Regions from separate parts of the Homo sapiens genome. Here regions 1 and 3 are each linked to region 2. The links are chromatin loops, found by intact Hi-C in ENCODE. Cell type or tissue: Caco-2. All regions are shown on one strand. Region 1 overlaps STRN (striatin). Region 2 overlaps VIT (vitrin). Region 3 holds the start of VIT (vitrin).

Region 1 (8,000 bases), 140 kb before region 2:
ACTTTTTTGCTTTGTTTTTAATGATGCTTGTTTTGTTTTTCTCTTTTTGAAGTTGGTGAATGGGATATTTGCAATAAAATAGCATTTAGATGCAATTAGATAAATAGATGATATTTATGAATAATGAGAAATAGATAAAATTTTATTAGAACTTGTGTTCATCATCATGTAGAATCTTTAAATGGTGTAAGAGATTGAAAATAGGTTGACCTCTTAGTGAAAAATACGTGTTTCTTTTCATACTTTGGGAAAGTTGATGAAAAGCTGTATTAGGGACATGGAAAGAAAAAACACTTTTAAAAGTACATAATTTGGGAGTAGTGAGTTGTTTTTTTTTTTTTTTTTTTGGAGTCCTGCTTTGTTGCCTAGGCTGGAGTGCAGTGGTGTGATCTCGGCTTACTGCAACCTCCGCCTTCTGGGCTCAAGCAATTCTCCTGTCTCAGCCTCCCGAGTTGCTGGGACTACAGGCGCATGCCACCATGCCTGGCTAATTTTTTTGCATTTTTAGTAGAGACAGGGTTTCACCATATTGGTCAGACTGGTCTCGAACTACTGACCTCAGGTAATCCACCATCTCAGCCTCCCAAAGTGCTGGGATTACAGGCGTGAGCGAATGTACCTGGCCGAGTATTTGAGATTTTTTTTTTTTTTTCAGACGGAGTTTTGCTCTGTTGCCAGGCTGGAGTGCAGTGGTACGATCTTGGCTCACTGCAACCTCCACCTCCTGGGTTCAAGCAATTCTCCTGCCTCAGCCTCCCAAGTAGCTGGGATTACAGGAGCTTGCCACCATGCCCAGCTAATTTTTGTATTTTCAGTAGAAACGGGGTTTCACCATGTTGACTGGGATGGTCTCGATCTCTTGACTTCGTGATCCGCCTGCCTCAGCCTCCCAAAGTGCTGGGTGGCGTGAGCCACCGCGTGCGGCCCGGAGTGGTTATTTTCATCTGGAAGATGAAAGTAGAAAGGAGTGCAGAGTAAGAGGAGGTGAGGCTTGAATAGCATCAAATAAGAAGGTGTTTGTCAGACAGACAAGGTGCAGGAAGTAGAGAGAACATGTTTGACATGGAACAAAGCAGTTTGGTGTGTTCAGAAATTTGTAATCTTTGTGTGTGGAGAGTAGGATGTTGGTTGTGGTCCTCCTCTCAGTTGATGACGGATAATGGTAGAGGGGGCAAGAGTCAGATCATAGAGAGCCTAACCAAGGAGTTCAAACTTTTATCTTACATGTAACAGGGAATGTGGGAGGTTTAATTTTTTTTTTTTTTTTTTTTTTTGAGACAGGGTCTTGCTCTGTTGCCTAGGCTGTAGTGCAGTGGCACAGTCATGATTCACTGCGGTGTCAGCCTTCTGGGCACAAGTGATCCTCCCACTTCAGCCTCCCAAGTGGCTGGGAATACAGATATACTCCAGTCCACACAGATAAATTTTTAATTTTTTAGAGAGACAGGGTCTCGCCCTGTTCCCAGGGCTGGTCTGGACCTCCTGGGCTCAAGCAGTCCTCCTGCTGTAGCCTCTTAAAGTGCCGTGATTATAGGCGTGAGTCACCATGCCCAGCCAAAAAAATTTTATCTAAAATGACCTCTAATAGAGGAGTTGCAAGAATCTTGTATACCCTTTACCCAGATTCACCAATTGAAAATGATTTGCTATATTTGCTTTATTGTGTTTGCTCTCTCTATAGGTACCATTTTTTTCCCCTAAATCATTTGCTAGTTTGTCCCTAACTACCTCTGTGTATATTTCCTAAGAGCAAGGACATTTCCTTATATGATTATAGTATATTACCAAATTAAAGAAATGTAACATTGATATTCTATTATCTGATATAGTCTATATTCAGATGTTCTAAAAGTGATCTTTATAGCATTTTTTTTTCCTGGTCCAGGATCCAATCTGGAAATATATACTGCATTTAGTTGTTAAGCACTTGAAAGTTTTAAGCAAGATAGAGTATGAAATACATTTTAGAAAGATCTCCTGACCTCAGTGTGGGGGTGGACTGGAAAGATCTCTAAACACAGGCAGAAAGATTGTAATAGTCTAAGATGAGAAATGATAACACAGTAGCTGCTGAAATAGACACATCAACAAAAAAAAAATTTTAAGTAGAGTCCATGAAATCTGAAGCTTATATAAAAATTTGGAGATGGGACAGTGGGTGAATGAGAAAGATAATTTGAGAATGACTCCCAGGTTCCTGGCTTGAAGGACTATCTGAATTATGAGAGACTTTTAGAAGGTATCAAATGAATTAAAAAGAAGAATTAAAGAGCAGATATGTGAAGGGGACGCATGATGAGAAATATATGCTTGGGAATCATCAGTATTATTGTGAGTGAAGTGAAAGGAGTAGTTGATAGAACAAGTATTGGGGAAACAAGAGAGAACTAGAAGGAGTGACAGGAAGTAGAAATATTTGAAGAGAAGGCAGAGGAAGAAGAGCCAACAAAGAAATAGAGAAGGAAGGAGGAGAGAGTAGTATTTTGGAAGTGAGTTAAAGGAGGGAGTTCAATAACTGAAGATGCTAAGTAGACTCCAAGTAAGTTGTATACTGAAAATAGTCATTTGGAGTGGCCAGTTGGAAGCTTATTGGTACCCTTACTAAAGCAGCCTCAGTAAGGCAGCAGGAACATGAGCCAGATCACAGAGGATCGAGGGCTGAGAAGGATGAAGTGGGGAGAGATGGAGTTGCTTATATTATTATTATTTTTTTTTCTTTGAGACAGAGCCTTGCTCTGTCACCAGGCTGGAGTGCAGTGGTGTGATATCGGCTCACTGCAGCCTCTGCCTCCTGGGTTCAAGCCATTCTCTTGCCTCAGTCTCCTGAGTAGCTGGGACTACAGGCGTTTACCACCACACTGGGCTAATTTTTGTATTTTTAGTAGAGATGGGGTGTCACCATCTTGGCCAGGATGGTCTCGATCCCTTGACCTTGTGATCCGCCCGCCTTGGCCTCCGAAAGTGTTGGGATCACAGACGTGAGCCACCGCGCCTGGCAGAGTTGCTTATTTTTTTTAGGAAATTTGACTCTGAAGGACAGTAGAGATAAGGAACTGGCTGAATCTAGGGAAGATTTTTTTCTTCTCTTTCTTAACTAAATGGGATTGCTCCTGGAAAAGAGTTCCTGCTTTTGTGTCTTTTTTTTTTTTTTTTTGAGACGGAGTTTTGCTCTTGTTGCCCAGGCTGGAGTGCCATGGCACGATCTCAGCTCACTGCAACCTGCACCTCCCGAGTTCAAGAGATTATCCTGCCTCAGCCTCCCCAGTAGCTGGGATTACAGGCATACACCACCACACCTGGCTAATTTTGTATTTTTGTTAGAGACGGGGTTTCTCCATGTTGGTTAGACTGGTTTCGAACTCCCAACCTCAGGTGATCTGCCCACCTCGGCCTCCCAAAGTGTTGGGATTACAGGTGTGAGCCACCGCGCCCAGCCTGGTTTTGTTTCTTTTGAAGTATATGGAATGATTTGGGATTATTCTTGATGTTATGGCACTATTTGTATAATCTAAGACATTTTTAAAAAGCATTTATTTGTGGCTTGAATTTTAAATTGAATTTTAAAAAAAATTATTGAGGAAAATTTGAAATATACTCATAGAGAAACTAATGTCTTTTATATACAGCCCCAAGTTTTAACAGTTAATGTTTTTGTCAGTCTTTTTCACCTTGATCTATTTTAATGCAATTCCAGATACCTTGTAATTCATTTCAGCTGTAAATGCCTAAGTAAAGATCATGATTTTACATGATTTTCTTTGCATGATTTTTGCAGATTTTCTAAGTAGTCCCACTTTAGGATCCAAAAGTAAAACCGAATTATTAATATTACAGAAGAATTACTTACCTAGCAGTGGATTTATCAAAGCATTCCTTAATGTGTGATAAAATTTAATATAAATTTTCAAGATTACATAGTGTATAATCTGAGGTTGACTTAGGAACATCTATGTTGAGGAACCTCAAATACTATATAAATACAATTCTGAAAAATTTCTGCCATTTTTAAAATTTCTCTCTATTCACTGCTACTTTTATCTACCCTACTGTAGTAACTTAACTGTCCTCCTTGCTTCTAGTATTTCCATATTTTAATTCGTCTTCCATATCCGTAGAATTCATTTTCTAAAACACAAATATGATAATTCTGTTATATCCGTGTTTAAAAATATCTAGCTAATTTCACGTTCTTAGTAAAGTTCTTCACAGCCAGGCCCTTTCTGTCCCTTCTCTGTCTCCATTCCTTCCATACCTTTTGGGTGTAATTATTCTGTCTGCTGTTTTTTGACCCACTGTGTGTGTTTTTTTTTTCTTCCACTTAAGATGTCCCTTCTGACAGAAATGCCCTCTCCATCAATCCATTTTGATTGGAAAACTCCCACTGGTATTTTGAGATTTAGCTAAAATCTCACGTGTTACCTTCTTTTTGGTAGCTTTCTTTGACACCAGTTTTGACCGAATTAGATTAGATAATCCCTTATCTGCATTCTTGTAATACTTGCTAGTAGCCCTTATAGCTCTTACACAGTATGCTGTAGTTATTTACATTCCTGTCTCTTACGCATACCCTCACCTTCCACCCTTACCTAACTACAAGCTGTAGGTTGTCCCAGCAGCCAGCACAGTGCCTGTAAATCATAGGAATTCAGTAATAGTTCATTGAAATTAATCAAATTATTTTTAGCATCCACATTTAAGATATAATTGAGATGCTGTTATACTCCTAGCATAATATGTATAATAATAGGCTTTGAAACAAAGCTAAAATTACTCTTCTTTAGTGTATTATAGTTATTAAGCAATTTTTATGCTACTTTTATCCAATAAAGGTCATTTATGGAGGGCCTACCTGTGTATCAAACATGGAGTTGCTAGATATAAGATCTGCTTTTTTATCTTATAGGCAGAATTAGACAGAAAAAGAATAGCAAACAAGAAAGATTGGTTAACACAGTGAGCTGAGTGTTAAAACAGTGGAAAACGGTATGAATGAGAAGGTATTTTCACATATTGACTTAAAAAGGAATGCTATTAAGCATAAGGAGGGTTCTGTGAGAAAAATATATTTTAGTGAATGTAACAATTCAGTAGGGAGACCTTGATTTAAGGGACCATAGCTTGTGATAAAAACAACAGTTCTTTACATATTTTTGCCTTTGTCTGTTTTTTAAAATAAAATGTTCATAATGTGTCACAGTTTTTGTTATATTTATTTTTGTAAAATATTTTCTGTTCCCTTTTTGTAGGTTCTGTTGTAGTTTTTCCTGAGACCACTAGAATGCACTATAATGCAGTATTTTGTGTTTGAAAATGTTTTTCTTTTATATATATATAAAAAATATAAACTCCATAACATTTTATTGCTACTATTATTTTAAAAGCTTTAATATAATCTGTCTTCAGACTAGTTACATTCAGTTGCTATTTTGACTTCTAGCAGGTATTACTACTTTGTCTTATGGTAAATGAAGTGTGTTTCTGGAAAAATAAGAGATTGACAGTTACATTTAGAACTTTGTTTACTTTCTAGTAACTGCAAGTCAGATGAATGTCTGTAAATCTTACCTTCTGATGATCAATAGTATTACAAATACATTGAACTAGATGGGCAAACATTTCGTCCAGTGATAAAATCTTTGTGGTTAAGAGACACATTGAAAATAGATGTTCTAAATAATTTGGACTAAACATATTTACTAAAAATTAAGTATCTATATAGTTAATTAATCAAATAACAGCAAAAATAGTCTCCCTTCTGCCTCAGTTCATTGATTTCCTTTCCCAAGGAAATCTTATCAACTGATATCTTACGTATTATGTATCCTTCCAGAAAGATTCATATGCATAGGCTAATGAAATAGATATGTATCTTTTAAAAAATGTATGGAGACATACATAGTATTTTGTACCTTTTACTTTTTGCTTAAGAGATCAGTTCATTGGCATATGAATATATTTTTTTCCTTCTTAATGTGTAAATGTTACTATAAAATATTTCATACATACGTGTAAGATATAAAGACTGTTATAAAAAATACTCATGTACCCATCACCTACCTTAAGAAATAGGACATCAACTGCCTATAATTTTCATAGGTTTTCTTAGAATTCCTCTCTGTCTAAAACTTTTTTTTCTGTTGTGACTGCAAAATGATTATTATTGCAAAATAAGAAAGATTTCAGTATTTTACACATTTGAGCAAATAATTTTTCATTTCCTTTCTACTTTTCTTTTTTTCTTTTTTTTTTTTTTTCTTTTTTTTGTTTTTGAGACAGGGTCTCACTGTGTCACTCAGGCTGGAGTGCAGTGGCATGATCTTGGCTCACTCACTGCAACCTCTGCAGCCGGGTTTAAGTGATTCTCCCACCTTAGCCTCCCGAGTAACTGGGATTACAGGTACACCACCATGCCTAGCTAATTTTTGTATTTTTTGATAGAGACAGGGTTTCACCATGTTAGCCAGGCTGATCTCAAACTCCTGACCTCTGGTGATCCATCTACCTTGGCCTCCCAAAGTGTTAGGATTACAGGCATGAGCCCCCGTGCCCAGCCACTACTTTTCTTAAATTATGAAAAAACCTAACGGTAAGTGCTCTATTAGGTTTTTATAAAGAAAAAAAAAACTTTCAAATTTGGCTGTGTTACACTTTGCTTCCTTTATTACTTTATTATTTTGGTTTTTCAAATTGTTGTTTATATTAATGTCCCAGTCTTTTTTTTTTATTTATTTTTATTTTTTATTTTTTTATTGATCATTCTTGGGTGTTTCTCACAGAGTCCCAGTCTTAACACATTGAATATTTATTATAAATGGCCTCAATATTTTAGGGAGCCAACAAGTGAAAATATGCAAATAGATTAAGCAGATATGGCTATTTTTAGTCACCCTTTTAAAAATTTCTACATTATCTGGGTTATTTTTCTAGTCTCATGGTTAAATCCGAGATAGTTAAATCAGATGGTTAAATCCTATTAACCAGAATGATAACATTCTGTCAACTTTGAAAAGAAGATAAAACAGTATTCCCATTCACAGTTCTTTTTGAGCAAAAGACAAGGGATATCTTGACTAGTATAAAAAAATTCCTTTCTACTGGAATATCTTATTCAACATTGATGATTTGGGCTGGGGTTTTCCCCCTTGGATTGTGCAGTATAATGCATATTTGGCAAATCATGATTATCTGACAAGTCATATAATATTGTAGATGACTTTTCTTTTTTTAAGAAGCTCAATTTTTTGAGAAAAGTCTTCTACAAATTTATTTCACAATCCAAACCTTTTTTTTTTTTTTAACTGTTTTTGATAGTAAAATTTAGCTTTGGCAATCATCAGGAAAATTTGAATACTACAGAAACCAGGATGTTATATCGTTCATTTTGTTATTACAGAAAGAAGAGTTAATGATTCCCAGAGTTATTCCTTTATTTTGTTATAAGGATACTTGATGGTATAACAACAGCAACAACGAAAAGGCAAGCACTTTTGTATTATAACTTTGACACCATGGAAAGCTATGAGCCTTTGAAAGTTCTAGGAGTGTTCAGCCAGGACTACTGAATTCTTGTGACTACTACTATTGTGTATGTTAATTTAAACATATTTTAAGATGGTCTGTATTTTCTCATTTCTTTGTTAGAGCCAAATACCACAAGTTGAAATACGGGACAGAATTGAATCAGGGAGATATGAAGCCTCCAAGCTATGATTCTGGTAAGCTAATTTTAATGGAAGTTTAAGTGTTAAAAAGAAGTTAATGTCTAGTATTTTCTAGCAGCATTTACAACTGTAAGTTACTTTCTAATTATTTGTGTATTAGTTATTTTTTCTGACCTGCTTGTCTTTTGGCACCATTTAGTGTCATTTAGATCATTTTCCACCACCTTCCTTCCTTTTCCCTCTTCCCCTTTCTTTTAGTTCCCCATTTTCTGCTTATGTTCTACACTTACTGGAAGGATCAGAGTTCATGGGGTAACATGCACCAGCATAACCTTGTCT
Region 2 (8,000 bases):
CCTGAGCTTGAGAGGTGACATTTGCAGCAATGGGTTATTTTTATCTAATTGAGTGTGACTACATACAAGTGCCAGTTAACTCATCTATTAATTTTTCCTGACAGGAATAGAAGGTAGTATCAAATGTGTTATCGGAATTAAATTCTAAAAACACAAATGTAGGTTCTTATGAAAATAAAGCATTTTATTTATTTCTCTTGACAACTCAAAAATTAATATTGATCTCTTTGATAGAGCAAACTTTGTTAAAATAAAACCTCTGAAGGCGCTGGAGACCCCGCGGGTGTTGTCAGGTATGGATAGTTTTTCTTTTCAGGAGGGTGAGTAAGCTGTGACCGCACTTCTAAGCAATAGGCACCAAAGGTTATGATGGTTTCCACTTCCGTCACCCCTTCCACACCCACTGGTCCTTTGTAGAAGGCATGATACCCATCCTGCCCTCAATGATTCTTGGTCAAAAGGCTACCTATTTAAGATGTGTGTATAAATTTAAGATTATGCACGCTTGTTCTTTTGATTGTTTATTATCAATATCTATGTATCTGTTTCAGTGAGAAACCTATTCATATCTGAAATAAGAGTGATTTATTACCGCCAAATGAAAGATTGAGACTGGATGTCAACACGAGCCCTCCATTTCTATCCTAAGTATAATAATAGAGCAGGTTGGCGAAAGTCATCTAGGTGCTCAGCTGACTGATGGGGGCCGTCTCTCTTCCCACCCATTCTTCTCCATTGCCTGGTGAGTTTTTCCAGTACCAGTGCAGGGGCCTAAGGTTATTTGGAGAAAAGAGAAGATACAACCTAAAGCACCATGTTCTCTAGGCGTCTAACCTATAGGTGGATAGGTTGTAGCACAGGGTGGAGTCCCTCAAACAAATGCTGTAATAGGGTTGAAAGCAGATCCAACCTTCATGATCTACAGATGAGGAAACTGACAATCAGAGAGGCGAAGGCCTAGCCCAAGGCCACAGAGCTGGTTATTGGCTAAGTTAACACTCACACGCATCTCTCCTGTTTTCCAGACAAATAAATATTCTTGAGTGCAAATGCCATCTACTTACAAGTGTTTTTTAATCTGTCCCTTCCTTCAGGAAGTCTCAGATTTCTTAAAGGCATCTGGATTCCTTCAGTTTTTTCATTTACATTTGCATTAGGGAAGAGAACAAATCTGTGCTCAAGGACATGTTGGTAATATTTGTGGCATAAAATTAAGCACGTGGCATAAAATTAAGCACATGGCATGACTTCCTTTCTGGATTCAGAACATTAACTGCACTTACCCATACTGGACAACACCCATCAGTGGACCGGCAGGGCCAATGTCAAGAGCTTGGGCAACATCAGCCAGGAGCTGCTTCTGGATTCGGAATCGCCGTTTGCCAATGCTGGTGCTCCCATCAATTAAAAACGACAAGTCAATTTTGCAGTCTGCGGAACGGAAAAAGACTCTATTATTCTCATGATCTCTCACTGCATTTACCTGGGCATCCTCTTGTTCCTCTTTCTCCATCAGAGCCCCCTGAGAAATGAAAAGAAAGGGAAAAAGAGGTAGGAAGATGCAGGGTATATTTATTTACATCCCACAGGGGTTTCCCTGAGCACCAGGGTCTTGGACACTTAGGCTAGTCCTTATTTCCATAACTGTTTAAAACTCTATGTATCTGCCACAATTATGGGTTTCAGAAGCAGCGACGTCCTAGCCAAGCTAGGGAAGGCTGTCAATGGTTTCCTAGGCTAAGATCTTGTAAGTGCAGACTCCCCGTTGTGAGAATTCATCAAGACTGAGTCGCAAGAGCGTGTGGCTTTTTGCTCTCATCCTAACTTTTTAGAAACCAGTGTTGGATTTTTATAAGGTGTGAGAGATCTGCAAGGCCAGCACTGAGGGAGGGCAGGAATTATAGAATAAGAAATTGATATCAATCTTCTCCTTCATTTCCCTGGGCGAGGGAACCAAAGAAATTATCTACATATATGTATAGGATGTCAGCCCTTGTTCGTAGCTATCCGAGATTTTTTTTCTTTCTTTCTTTTAGTTGTGATGAGGACCAGGATAGTTATTCTGCCTTAGGATCTCTGGATCTCTGTGGATATATGAAGGTTATAAGAGAGGTAAAGGGATGGATGGGCTGCAAGCTCTTTTCACCCTTTCAAACATCAAAAGGAACTAGTGAAAAGCCACACAGGCTAATGGAAATTAGTGTTTCCTTTGCGGTAGACAGGAATGATATCATCTCAGTATAAAACTGACTATTCAGTGCTGATCAGAGGTTCTTATTGGGAGCTATAGATCCCTTTGATTAGTAAAAAGTGAAAAATAAATTATTTAACAGTTGCAATTTAGAAGACAAAAATGTTTCAAAACAGAGCTCCATATAGGAAAAAAAAAAAAGAGTGAGTAAAGTTGGAAATTTCTAGGCTGGTGTATCCGAGAGGACACTGGGGCACTGCCCATTGTGGGTGGGGAGCAGCGGCCAGACGGACCTGCACCTCTCTAATCTGCACACAACCACCCATGTTCTCCACGGTGCATTGTTGCCACAGAGCTGGAGTCTTCCCATTCTTCAGGAGGAGAAGCTCTGTAGGTGGAGAGGGTTGTTGCTGGTTTTAAAAAATTGTTTTAAAGATGAAAGCAATAAATGAACATGAGTTGACAAAGTTTTGAGCAGAAGAATTGATGAGAAATATTTATTGCTGAGTGCTACTGCAGAACTGTGATTAGGAGAAAAGTTATACCTGAGAATGTGTTTTATTATCTTGCAGTGTTGCATGGCAATCAAAACCAGGGAAGTAGGAGATGAGAGGGACCCGTCTGGCACTGGCTGACTTCACTCCATCTAGAATCAGGGCACCTGTTTGTACCTTGGCTCAGTAGCAAATCTCAAAAGAAAAGCTTTTACCTCCTGTCTGCCTGGGCGTTCAGTGCCTACCAATTCATCCTTTTCAACTGGCTTCCCTTGTCCTTTGCTGTCCCCAAACTGCCTATACCCAAGCATGATCTTGAGATGAAGAATGAAAGAGGCAAATAAAGTCCAGAAGCAGAGTTGAAAAATGCCACTAAAACCTGGGGTAAAGGAAAGGAGAAGCAGCATGTGATTCTCATATGCAGCTTATCATGTTGTGGATTCCCAAGCAAGGCCAACTCATTTTTTTTTTCTGGCGGGGCTTGCAGTGTGAATTGTTGCCAGCAGGTGGCAGTGGAGTTCTTCAGGGTTTGCCGCCTACTAGCACCTACAGTTTGCTAGACTCTCAGGCTCCACCCAAACCTATAGAGACAGACGTGCATTTTAACAAGATCCCCAGGTGATTCCTGTGCACAGTAAAGTTGGAGAAGTAATCCTGAGGTGGAGTTTCCCTTCCAGATGTCAGCAGATTAGTTCAATATACCTTTTGGAATAAAGTATTTTTGGGAACAAGTGTTAATTAGAGTAAGGGCCAGAGGGGATTTTCTTTTTACATGAATAAAGTACATGGATATTGTAGCATCTATTTTGATTCCTCACAGGCAGTTTTTCTCCTTATTTCTTACATCTGGAATTGTTTTCAGGATTAACGTATTCATCTTATAGTTAGGTCTTAAGAAGGTGAGCTGTTTCTCTATTTGCTTAATTCTCTTTACTCACTGGCCTGATGGCTGATACCACGGTTACTTTTGCTCCTCTTTTAAATGACAATGGTTCCAGCTCAGGGCATGTTTTGACTGAGACCCATGACTTTCTTATATAGAGGTGAAAACATTCTGATCTGAAGATGCCAGCATCAGTGCTAACAGGTAGAATTGGGTTATACAATGTTCAGTGTGAGCAATTTATTATGGCTAAAGAAGAGATCAGAGGTTGAAAGTCAAGGAAGAGAAAGTAAGATATAGTATCTATGGGAATCACTCTATCAATGTATTTAATTGCTGTAGTTTCCTTCAACATGGTACCATTTTATAGACTAATGCTTTGTGTTGTCCAATACATCAGGCCAGTGTTTCTTAACTCTGGATACATACCACAGTCATGTACATATCAGGGTTGCTAATGCAGCTTCAACAAATGAAGACTCCTGGGATTCACTCTGTAAAGTGCTTCTCAAGGGTAAATGTGCAAAGGAATCAATCACTGTAGAACCAGCAGGTCTGTGTTTCTAACAAGCTCCCTGGTGATGCTGATGCTGATTCTGCTGGTCTCCAGACCACACTTTGGGTAGCAAGGTCTAGGGAGAACCTGATACAGTAGGTATGAGGCAGGAAGATGGGCATCTTTAATAATGTCTTCAGGTGATTCTCATATGCAGCAAGGTTGAGCCTCACTGTCCATTGGTGGCTGACTAGTAGTGACTTTCTAGCGGAATATGCAGGTGCTTTCTTTCCATACCTTGCAGGCTACTACTATGTCTTTCTCATTTTCCTTGTTTTTCTCTGGTTCTTCCTTTCTGATATCCTCAGGTGGTTTCTCCTCCACCTAGTGTTGTTCTCCAGGCTTAAGTCTTCTGTATCTTCTTACTTTACTGTGTCTCCCTAAGTCACATTTTCTGTTCTCATAGCCTCGGTTTCGAACCATAGCTCATTGTCTTACAACTCTAAATTTCTGATTGGGCTGTTCCTTCTGAATGTCAGACCTGGGTAGTCTTCTCTCTACCAGATCAAATGTCTCGAAGAAAATGATAGACATAAACCTGCTTCATCCCCAGTGTTCCTCATTGTAGTACCATTTACCTAGTCGCTCAACTCATCTTTAACTTCTCCCTCTCTCGAACCTCCACCTTCCATCTTATAGATTCTCCCTTCTCTGTATCTCTTGAATATGCCCATTTATCTTCATTTCCACTTCCAACTCCGAGTTCTGGCCACCATCATTTGCAGTAGACCATTGCCCCTGCTAACCTGCCCGTCTCCTCCTTTCATCCTTCCTTGTCTTTCCGTTCCATCCCATTCTTCACCCTGTTGCCATAGTGATGTTAAAACATTTTGATCCTCTCCCCCTCATGCACATAGACAGTTTATATCCTTCAAAAGCTTCCCTTTCCCCTTAGAACAAGGTGTCAGAAGAGAGGAGATAAATAGATCCACGGTAGGAGAGAGGCAGGTTTGAGTGGGAGTGAGTGGGAAGAGAGGAGAGAGCAGTTCAGATGTCAAAGACACCGTGGGTTTCTAGTTGTCAATTAACTTACTTGGATCTCCCAGGGATACTGGCTCCAAAGACTGTGTGCTCAATTCTTCTTTTGGAACAAGTCCTGGAAAGAGCAGTAAAACTTTTGGTGACTTACAAGGAAAGGAAGCAGCTGGCCTTACCCCATGGGAGGGGACATAATGGATATTCACACCCAGCTTGGGGGCTTGGCTTAAAGCTAACTGTGCTTTTTTTCACATCACCCCCATCCTGAGAAAAATAATAAATTAATATTTACTTACAGCCTATCAAAAACATAGTACTCTGCTGGGGGATTTGAAATCAGGAGACTTGAGTTCTGTTCTTGTTAATTTATTCTTTATTCTGAGCCTTAGTTTTGTCATCTGAAAGCGTTAAGCACTTGGCCATTGTAAATTATGTCTCTGTAAAATTCTGAAAATCTTGAGCCACAGAATGTGTCTTGCTCGAATAAACCTCCACCGTGCCAAGATCATGTAGGTCCTCAGTCAACATTTGGTGATTGACACAATGAACGAAGATGAGTAAGGCACAAGAAGGACAATCTAATGAGGATTGGATGTGGACTGGAGGAAGACAGTTTATTTAAAAGTAACTCACATAAGAGGGCTTAAAATGCAACTCCTCCCTCCCAGGTGTTTGAGACTAGAAGTAGAGATTCAAAAAGGTTTCATGCTCTCAGAAGCTGTGTGTGTGAGTTGCATTTCAGCCTTGGGGAAGGGGGTGTCTTTAGAGCCATGTACATGGGAGCCAAGTTCATAAATATACCATTTAAAGAAATAAAGACAATAAAAGCGAATCCTTTTAGGCTTGGTAACACGAATGGGCTTCCCAGGCAGAGCACGCTTGCAGCACTGGAAGTGAGTCTCCCCGTTTTCAGGAGGCCCGGAAGTTCCGGGATTCCCCGGAGTGGAGGAAGGTGCGGGGGTCTTCGCTCGCGCTTGGCTGCAGTGAGCTTTCTACTGGCTTGTTATTTTTTCCAGTTTGCAAAGCACATGATTTCATCCTTCCGTTAAAGGTCAGCTAGCTCATCCCACTTCCTCACATCATTTTAAACATTCACTTTGGGTGGCTAACAGCATTTCTCAGCCAGGAGCCTGTCGTGGAAACGCCCCAAGACTCTGCGTTGGAGGAAGGGGAGAAGTACAAGTCCAGAGGCGGAGTCCTCTCCTTCACCTCCTTCTTCCCCTACCAGTACAATCTTCCCTCCCATGAAGAGCTGGAAGGTCTTGTGTGTTGGAGTTTCAAATATTTAATGCAGTACGCAGCAAACAACACCCATTCTCGTGAAGGGAAAACCTGAAAGCCATTTTGCAAAGGAGGAAGTGGAGTTGGAGGAAGTTAAAGTGTGCTGCCAGATAGAGTCAGGGTCCAAACCCATTTTGAGGGTGGGAAACTAGCTCCCTTCTGGCTTTTTGTCTTCACGTTTCCTCTCTCCCTTTTGTTATCCAATATTGCCCCTTACCCCAGGCCTCCCTAGGGAGGGAGTTTCAATGTGCCCTTTGTAGGACCCTTAAATCAGAGGCGGGAGCCATTAGAAATCCTAGGCTAGTGGAGCTCGGCCGCTATGCCAGCTGGATTATTAGACTCTTAGTTCTGCTATCCTGCGCATCTTGATCCACGCGTGGCTGAGAGGTTGGGCTGTATAATTACCTTCATCTAAAAGGACCGATCCAGGTTTCCATGAGTCCATCTCTCCTGATTTTCAAAATTGAAAAGAAACAAACTTGTTACTTAAACCAAACCAGCAGAAACTCTTGAGTGAATTGCCGGGATGATAAGGTTTCCCAATTGTGTCTGAAAGTTCAATAAAGGAACAGAGGGCCAGAATTTTGGATGAAGCAACCTGAAATCTGTATGATTTTTTAAAATCTGAAGCTCTTAAAGTCAAAGGCATAAACATCTTTACCAATTTCTTTTTCATTATGCACCAAGAATCTTGGAATAATGGGAATCCTTGGATTCAAAAGGAACTAAAAATTCATCCACTCCAAACCACCTCCCAATCTGTTTTTGCAACATCCCTGGCCTGTGAGTGGCTGGCTAGTGCTTGATACCTCCAGAGACAGGGGATTCATTACATATTCAACCAAAGTAGTAGATTCCTTCTTGCACTGTTGAGACTGAATCTTTTGCCCTAAATCCTTTCCCATCTATCCATACATCCACACTTATTAAGCACTCACTATATGCCTAATATCGTTCTAGGTACATTTGTCCCACCTGTTTGAATTCCCTTCCTTGGAACTACACTGAACAAATATGGCCCCTTCAGAGATCAGGCAATCCGCTTATTTCCCGAGATTCTGCTTCTCACTGTGTGACTCAAGCAGAATAAAGGAAAGTAGCACCTGGACCTGTATGCAGTAAGATGTTTAATGGCCTTCAACCACAAACTGGTGCTAATGAAGTAGAAGGGGTGGAGGGGAGGAGGAGAGTCTTACTCAATAATCTCTGATCTTTTTTGGAAAATCATGGCTGAGAGGGGCTCAGGGACAGCACAAATGTGTCAGGAAGCCTTATAACACACAAATGGCTGTTTCCCTTTCTTTCTGCCCCTCTCCCTCCTTTCCTCTCTTTTCCATGTCTCCCCTCCCTCCCTCCATCCCACCCTCCCTCCTTCTCTATTTTAGCTCAGAAAGTTGAGAGCATGATCAACTGTTTTATTTCTTAAAGGCTATCAGCTTTTCTGCCAGCTGAAATTACTAACACACTGAAAAAAGGGTGATATTTTTCTTTATGTGATGAAGATGCCAGACAGTTTTGAAAGGCAATCTGTTACTGCACATTCTGGTTTAATGGTGAGACCTGAGTTTAATCTAGTTCGGTCATTAACCAGGTGTGTGACCTTGAGCTAGTCACATA
Region 3 (8,000 bases), 89 kb after region 2:
GAATATGGAGACATCTATATATATGTGTGTGTATATATATATATAACCCCCTCTAATTGTCTTGTGAAGAATATAATTATGTCAAATTTCATTTTTGTATACATGTAAGTCTCTGGTTAGGTAAACATGCATATTTAAAATATACCATAATTTTCATAGCACTATTTCGATACTTCTTCATTTAGCAATGTACAGAGAGTCTCAACAGTGAAATTTTCCTGGCCACATTTTGACACTGGAGAGGTCCCAGTGCATAGAACCATAGGATTGAGAGGGAAGCTTAGAGACTATCTTGTGTAACTTCTTCATTTCGTATGTGATGAAATAGAGATGGAGACATTGAGTAACCTCTCCAGTGCACCATGGCTAAATGCCCTTCTACTGACAGACAGGCCCATTGTGTTCTGTCTTGTCCCCACTGCTGCTGATGCTTGGCTCACACCTCCAAGTGTTAGCAAGGAGAGGGGAAGTTGCACATGTGGACACAGCATCATGGGAACATGTTGGGGGCCATGAAGTTTTTATTATATAAATGCTTTCTAAAGTAATCTTTTTTTTTTTAATATGTGGGGAATAAAAGATTACATTTCTTTTCTTTTCTTTTCTTTTCTTTTTTTTGAGACCAGGTCTCACTTTGTTGCCCAGGCTGGAGTGTAGTGGCGTGATCTCAGCTCACTGCAACCTCTGCCTCCCAGGTTCAAGTGATTCTCCTGCCTCAGCCTCCCGAGTAGCTGGGATTACAGGCACCCGCCATCATGCCTGGCTAATTTTTGTATTTTTGGTAGAGATGGGGTTTCACCATGTTGGCCAGGCTGGTCTCGAACTCCTGACCTCAGGTGATCCACCCACCTCGGCCTCCCAAAGTGCTGGGATTACAGGTGTGAGCCACTGCGCCAGGCCAAGATTACATTGCTATAGAAGTTTTGACATTTCAAAACTCCTTTGGAGCTGAGAACCACTATTGACCCTTGTGGCCGCCCTGGGAGGGAGGGTGTACAGGCATTGCTATTTCTGTTTTCCAAAGAGAGAAACAAAAGTCAAGAAATGTTATATATGTTTTCCAAGGTAATAGGTAGTGGCAGAGCTGTTACTATAATTTAGGACTCCTGGCTTGGCGCATGCATTGAACCATACTGCTTTCCTGTATTCAATGTGTCTTATAGGAATCATAGCTGAGAACCATTCTCAAACCTCATGTATTTTCTCTGAAAGAAACTATTCTTCATGTGATCAGTAACTTGGTGGAAAAGACAGATCTTCTTAACAATATTCATGAATTAAACAGTTTTAGGATAGATATTAAGCATTTCCAATCTTCCTAAGGTATTTTTATTTTTTTTAGTGGTGAGGCATAAGATATATTTAAATGAAGCTTAGTCTGGGAAACCAGCATATTGCAATAAAAAAATGCAAGTCTTTGCAATCTTGTAATTCTTTGTCTAAAGCTTTTTGTACAAAAGAGGGTATTTTAATTCAATAAATAAAAGATGGGCACTTCCAGCTCTCCTACCAGCACTAGCTACCACTTGCAGCTAACACACATAGAGAGAAAATACACAAACAAACAGTGTTTGATCCTGCTTTGCTGCAGGGTGTTTTCATCTTTCAAGAGACCAAGGGAAAAACAACCTCAGAACTTTACCACCAAAACTTCCAAATTTATTGCAACACAACGTAACGGCAAAATACTATTTTCTTAGCACACGCAATTTTGAGCAACCACCACGGCCAAGAATGCTTGTTTTTATTTTTACAATAAGTCCAAAGAAAATTTTTAATTCCACTCTTGATTTAGGAATGGCAAAGATGCTGTGGGTTGTTTGGAGAAAACTGTCATGTCTAATTATTCAGTCTTATCCTCTCTCTTTAACCTGTGCTTGAGGCGTTTATTTCATGTTTATACTAGTTGGACACAAATCATACTTAAAAGAGATTTCATATCCTGTCTTCCTGTGAAAAGCTGAGCTACGATGGCAGACTTAACAATGCCAGCCCCTTGTTGGGCTTATCAGTAACAGAAGCATTCAGCCTAAGAAAACACTTTAAGTGTAAACAAGACACAGAATCGCACATCTAGCCACATTCCACTGAAATCTGTCTGAATAGAGAGAAGTAGAGATCCACACGAAATAGTTTCTCTTTTAAGTTAGCACCAATGTGCCCATTTCTCATACTGCCATTCACAATCTTTATAAGCAATTTGCTATATTGCTATTACATTCCACATATTCCAAGCAAAGTTTTTAAAAAAGCAAGATAATAGAGACTTAAATTACTTTAAAATTCTACACAAATGTCATACTTTTCAACTTATTTGTAACCATAATTAAATTGGTTTAAAGGAACAGTAAAAATCTTGTTATAATATTAATATCAATGCAGTTTATTTATAATTGATAAATATATATGTATATTACTAGTTGTTTACAAGGATGCCAAGTACCATCCACTTTCATCTCAACTCTCTTGAAACTGAAATTTGCTTACTCGGTCAAGCTTTGTATTGTAGTTTCTTAAAGACAAATACGTTTCAATGATAATGAATGGAAAGTAACTATATACACAGCTTAGAAATTCATCAGACATACCTTGTTTGAAGAAGGCAATTTTTTTTTCAAAAAATTTTCACCACACAGAATGAATATTCTTTTTCCCTTAGGCTTTCCTGCATCACAAATCCCATCCAAATTATTCTAAGGAAGAAACAGGGAGAGGTCCAAGAACCTTTTCTCTTCTTCTCAGAGGAGCTAATCGAACAGTCCCATCAACCTCTCAGTACTTTGAAAAACACATTTTACACCCCCCCCCACACACATACACACACACACATGCTCACACATACTGCTTCTCACACTGGTTTTAGTGCTGAATTAGGCGGTCCTCTTTCAAATTTCCACTCCCACTGCTTTTTTTTTTTTTTTTTTTTGTAAGGATTTCTAAATATTCTTTTGTAGCCCAAAGCACAAACTTTCAGTAAGCAAATTCTACAATTTGACATTCTAAAAAGTAGAGGAGGACCACTTAGATAAAAATGGAAAGTAAAAGATATGTTTTAAAAATTACTTCAGCAGGGGCAATTCAATTTTTTCTTTCTTTTTCAAAAGCTAGTGAACAGCTGGACTGAACTGCACAAAGAAGGAAAACTGTGCAAACACTCTCAAACTTATTCTACTGGACTCCCACTTTTGAATTGAAAATATGTACTTTTTCCTACATATTAATGCTATTTTTTTGTTTTGTTTTGCTTCAGTCCTTTCTGCGTTTTGGCAAGTTTTATGAAATGACTCAATTATATGCTGGTAGTTACAGGACACAAGATAATCATAGTGGGAAGCAAAACCTGACTCATGTTTCAAAAAAAATACTGATGAATAATCTCACATGAAATCTGCCAGTTTTAGTTATTTATATATTAGTGTCATCAATGAAATCTAAGAGATTCAGATTCAAAATGTGTATTAACGTATCACATCATTAAAAAAAAATCAGACCAAAAAAAAGTACATCTGGCAGATCTTGAGATTCCAGTGTCCATCAGTGTGGCAGAGCATCTGTTTTCAAGCACAGGAGAAGGTAGCAAAGAGTCATTCCTCCTCCTGCTGGGGAGTGTGCACTCACGCAGCTAGGGAGGAGAACCTTCTTCCATTCGAGAAGCCTCCTGTCCTCATCTGTTGGCCCTGGAACTGCTCCTTATTTAAGATAATTGTTTGACAGATCTTGTGCTCTAATGCCAAGTTATACATGGGATGATTGCTGGCACGTCTTCATTGGCTATATAAAATGTGGCCGAGAAGATAGGCTCTCACGGTAAGAAGTCTGTGTTGATTAGGAGTAACTTTGGCCCAGCTCTCTGGTCTAAAGCTCTCAAATGTGACTATGTGAATCTGGGTGGGATTCATCTGCTCAATGCCATTGTGCAGAGATGCATAAGCTTTTTAATGCTATAAAACATGGTAGCTGAAATTAAATGCCACTTTTTCAGAGGTGAATTAATGAAGAGCCTGATGAAATTCAAAGCTTTTTGATGTATAAAACTTGATAAATGGAATGATTCCATCAATAGGCGAAGTGTAGCAAGCTATCTAGATGGATAGTATGTAATTTCTGCACAGGTCACTGTTAAATAAATACATCACTGTACACTGATCAGGAATCTTCCTCCATTAAAGGAACATGAAGACTAAAAAAAGGGAGATAATGATTTGAATGTTATTTAATCATTTTTACCCTTACTTCTTTTGGTTCTGCAATGAAATTATTTCTCAATCCTCTTTATTCCTCCACTAAATTCTGAGCCCAGGTTCTTTGGTGGTAAGGATGATAATGCTGTAACACTGAGGATCCCCTGTCCTACCACTTGAATTAGGGCAGGTTCAGAATGGCAGCCTAAGCATAATTCATAATCACATTATTCCTAATACTACTACTACTAATGCTGCTGGACTCGGTGGCTCAAGCCTGTAATCCCAGCACTTTGGGAGGCCGAGGCAGGCAGATCACCTAAGGTCAGGAGTTCAAGACCAGCCTGGCCAACATGGTGAAACCCCATCTCTACCAAAAATACAAAAATTAGCCAGGCGTGTGATGGCGGGTGCCTGTAATCCCAGCTACTCGGGAGGCTGAGGCAGGAGAATCACTTGAACCTGGGAGGTGGAGGTTGCAGTGAGCCGAGATCGCACCACTGCACTCCAGCCTGGTTGACAGAGCAAGACTTGGTCTCAAAAAATAATAATAATAATAATAATAATGCTAGTTGCTGTTTATCAAATACTTACTTTTACTAAGGACAGCAACCCTGTACATATATCATTACATTTAATATTTAGAAGAATGTAGAAGGATTAGTAGTATAATCTCCATTCTATAGATAAGAGAACTGAGGCCTAAAGAGATTAAGCAACTTTCCCAGGGTCATGCAGCCAATAAGGCAAGATATTGGATTCAAATCCAAGGCTTCTTGACTCCAAAGCAATGGTGCTCTATTAAGACTTAGAGCTTCTTTTCTTTTACTATAATAGTTTAACTTGTTTTCTTATGGTAAATAAGGCAAAATCAAATATAAATGTATTGAAAAGCATATGAAGAGATGCTCACTTGCAGTGATGAAGAATTTTGGAAATAGTAGTGATGGTTGCACAATATTATGAATGTAATTACTGCTACTGTATTGTACACTTAAAAATGGAAAAAATGGCAAATTTTATTACATTTTTTTTACCACAGTTAAAAATGGTAAAAAAGGAGCCATTCTCTTTTAAAAAACAATGACATATCATTTTGTTTTCATCATCTTGGCAAAAATTAGAAATCTGAAGAAAGATCATGGCAGACATGTCATAACCATGATGAGCTGCTACTGGTGAAGACAAATGTGGCTATTCTAGAGGAAAATCCAGAAGTACTTGGTTGAATTACCTGTGTACCCCAGGATCCATCCACCTCTTTCTGGGGGTATATTCGTCAGTGAGCTTCTCACACAGGGCCACTAGAAGTCCATGACCAGAGAATTCATGAGTTAAGTATGGGAGAAGCACACCACGAGGTACTGTTCAGAAGCTGGAAGCAAAGGCCTGGAGCCCTCGTACGTGCTGTCCCCGAAGTATTCTCTCGGATATCTGCGTGGCTCCCATGCTCACCTTCTTAAAATCTAGGCTCAAATGTTACCTCTTGAGTGAGCCCTTTCCTGGCTGTCCTGTTTAAAATGGCACCAACATTCCAAGCCTTTCCTTTTCCTCTTCCCTGTTTTATTCTTCTCTCTAGTACTTATTGTCCTTTAATAATATTTACTACTTGATTTTTTTTTTTTTTGAGTTGGAGTCTCACTCTGTCGCCCAGGCAGGAGTGCAGTGGTGCGATCTCGGCTCACTGCAAGCTCCGCCTCCCGGGTTCACGCCATTCTCCTGCCTCACCCTCCCGCGTAGCTGGGACTACAGGCGCCCGCTACCGCGCCCGGCTAATTTTTTGTGTTTTTAGTAGAGATGGGGTTTCACCGTGTTAGCCAGGATGGTCTCGAGCTCCTGAGCTCGTGATCCGCCCACCTCGGACTCCCAAAGTGTTGGGATTACAGGTGTGAGCCACTGCGCCCGGCCCTACTACTTGATTTTTAAATCGAGCGTCCCCCTCTAGAAAATAGGATCCAGGAAGGCAGGAGTTTTTATCTGCTTTGATCAGTGATGCATTCCTAGCCGTTGAAGCCAACATATAATAGGGCATACAATAAGTATTAACTAAAAAATGATTGAAAATACATTAGAATGGCTGCCTATGGGAAAATAGGATAGGAATGGAGAATTGGGATAAAATGGAATAAAAAACATTAAGGCAAAAGTCCTGGGGCCTTGCATGGACCACTAGTGATGGTGCCAGGAGTGGAATCAACCCTCCATCCCAGACGTCTGGCAGCAACAAAAACACTTACAACAAAATCAATCGAGGTGGTGGCCTTGGGGAAATCTTTTCTCTTTTTAAAGTAAAACAAGATCACAACTTCCTGGTGAGTGGCCTTGAGCTTGCTACTTGGCATAAACTGAACTATGTTATTTCAAGTTGAGAACAAGAATTGTGATGTTCACTTTTTCCTGCTATTACTACTTAAAATTCTGTTTTACTTATAAATCACCTATGGTTGCTTGAATGCATCAGTTCTTTCTTAAATAACTGTTTATCACCACGTAAACTTAGTATCCCAGTCTTGTATTGTATCCAGCACAAAAACTCGAATCTCTTTTAGAACATTCTCTATTAAAAGTTTTTATTATTGTCATAGACATTGAATTTGATGACTCTTTAGTATACTGCCTCATTTTTTTCTTCATTCTGGAGACAGAATGTGGAGAAATCAATGCATTCTTCATATCACAAATCCATTCTTTTATGTGACTTTTAAAAATTCAGTGTGGCAATTTAAGAGTCTAAGTAATGAGATAGTCTTTTCAGACACTCCTGATACTTTTACTGTGTGCAGGTATAAAACACAAGAGTTACACCTTTCATAACACAAGCTCACTTAAATGTCTAAGGCAACATCATCTTTGATGCTGCATCAATATTTCATAGAAATGTGATTTGCCTTGAACGCTTCTACAACAGTTTTGAGACTGTTTTCTCCCTGCACTTTGGCAGATGTTTACTGCAAGCATCCATCAGTTGTTATTTCAGTTTCCTGGACACTGCTGAATATGACTGCTAAGTATACATGTTTGGTGTAGTTTCAATGTGAATGGGAAATTTGCCAGTGTAATTTGTTTTTGTTAAATGTACACTATCACCATCAAAAGAGATTTTGCTGAGCAATGTAAAAAAAGCCTCCAAAACGAGAATGAAGAGTTTCTTAAGAATATGTCAGGGAGAAAAACATGATTATTAGATAGGAGTCCTTGATTACTAGGTAAAAGGTAGGCTCTGAGAAGAGCAAATGATGAACCTGTAGAATTCATTTTCTTTAGGCTATTTTTTTACAAAAGGAAGTCAGAAAGATCACTACTCCCAAATGCTTCCTTGAAAGAAATGAGCTGGAACCACTGTATCAAGTATTAGACAATACCTACAATATTCTAGGCCAAACTAACAAAAAATGAATGTGGGTAAGTCACTGTGATTGTAAGAATATAAAAGAGATTAAAAGATCTAAAGGATGATACTGGGAGCTGGAAGCTATCCTGTAGATCCTACACTACAGAGCGTTGCTGGTCTGGCAGATTAGAAAAATACAAAAGTGCCTTATACAAAAACGAGGGCTCAAAATGGTGGGCAGGAGATTATAGGCCTTATATCTCCCTATTATGCCAAATAAGCACATGAAGGCTAAAATAAAAGATTGGTTCACAGAACACTGGTCAGCTGGGGCTCTGCTGATCTAAGCTGTTCTGTGCTGTGCGACTCTGCTTCCCATTATATGTCTATGGGTTGGCTAGGGAACCTCTGCTCTACATGTGTTTATTTTGTTGTCCATGCTGCTGGGACAGCAGCTATACAGGAGAACTCATGGCAATGGCAAAGTC

What was found. A loop is a pair of places that touch in the nucleus more often than their neighbours do. Peaks named below come from ENCODE experiments on the same cell type or tissue, not always from the same donor. Only the 100,000 strongest peaks of a DNase experiment are listed, where the experiment ranks them.
Region 1: it touches region 2 in a loop (5-fold over the local background); 22 of 110 quality-filtered maps call a loop at or near these places.
Region 3: a loop joins it to region 2, with 8 times the contacts of the local background. A loop is called at or near these places in 15 of 110 quality-filtered maps.

What each region holds. Positions count from the first base shown.
Region 1 is chr2:36,915,793-36,923,792 of GRCh38, reverse strand. STRN (striatin) reads left to right here. Exons shown (of 18, transcript NM_003162.4): 3 at 7,642-7,715. Among named protein-coding and RNA genes, the nearest start is that of STRN, 47 kb to the left of the region's middle. In Caco-2, no CTCF peak of the experiment used is centred here; a DNase peak (open chromatin) is centred at 4,592.
Region 2 is chr2:36,780,560-36,788,559 of GRCh38, reverse strand. It overlaps VIT (vitrin), which reads right to left. Exons shown (of 16, transcript NM_053276.4): 10 at 6,789-6,833; 11 at 5,158-5,220; 12 at 1,284-1,431. All of the region lies in intron 1 of LOC124905990 (a long non-coding RNA gene), which reads left to right. Among named protein-coding and RNA genes, the nearest start is that of VIT, 88 kb to the right of the region's middle. In Caco-2, a CTCF peak has its summit at 3,180 (motif pointing right); a DNase peak (open chromatin) is centred at 3,219.
Region 3 is chr2:36,691,562-36,699,561 of GRCh38, reverse strand. VIT (vitrin) reads right to left here and starts at 2,855. Exons shown (of 16, transcript NM_053276.4): 1 at 2,589-2,855. The region is part of intron 2 of LOC124905990 (a long non-coding RNA gene); the gene reads left to right. In Caco-2, a CTCF peak has its summit at 3,577; no DNase peak of the experiment used is centred here.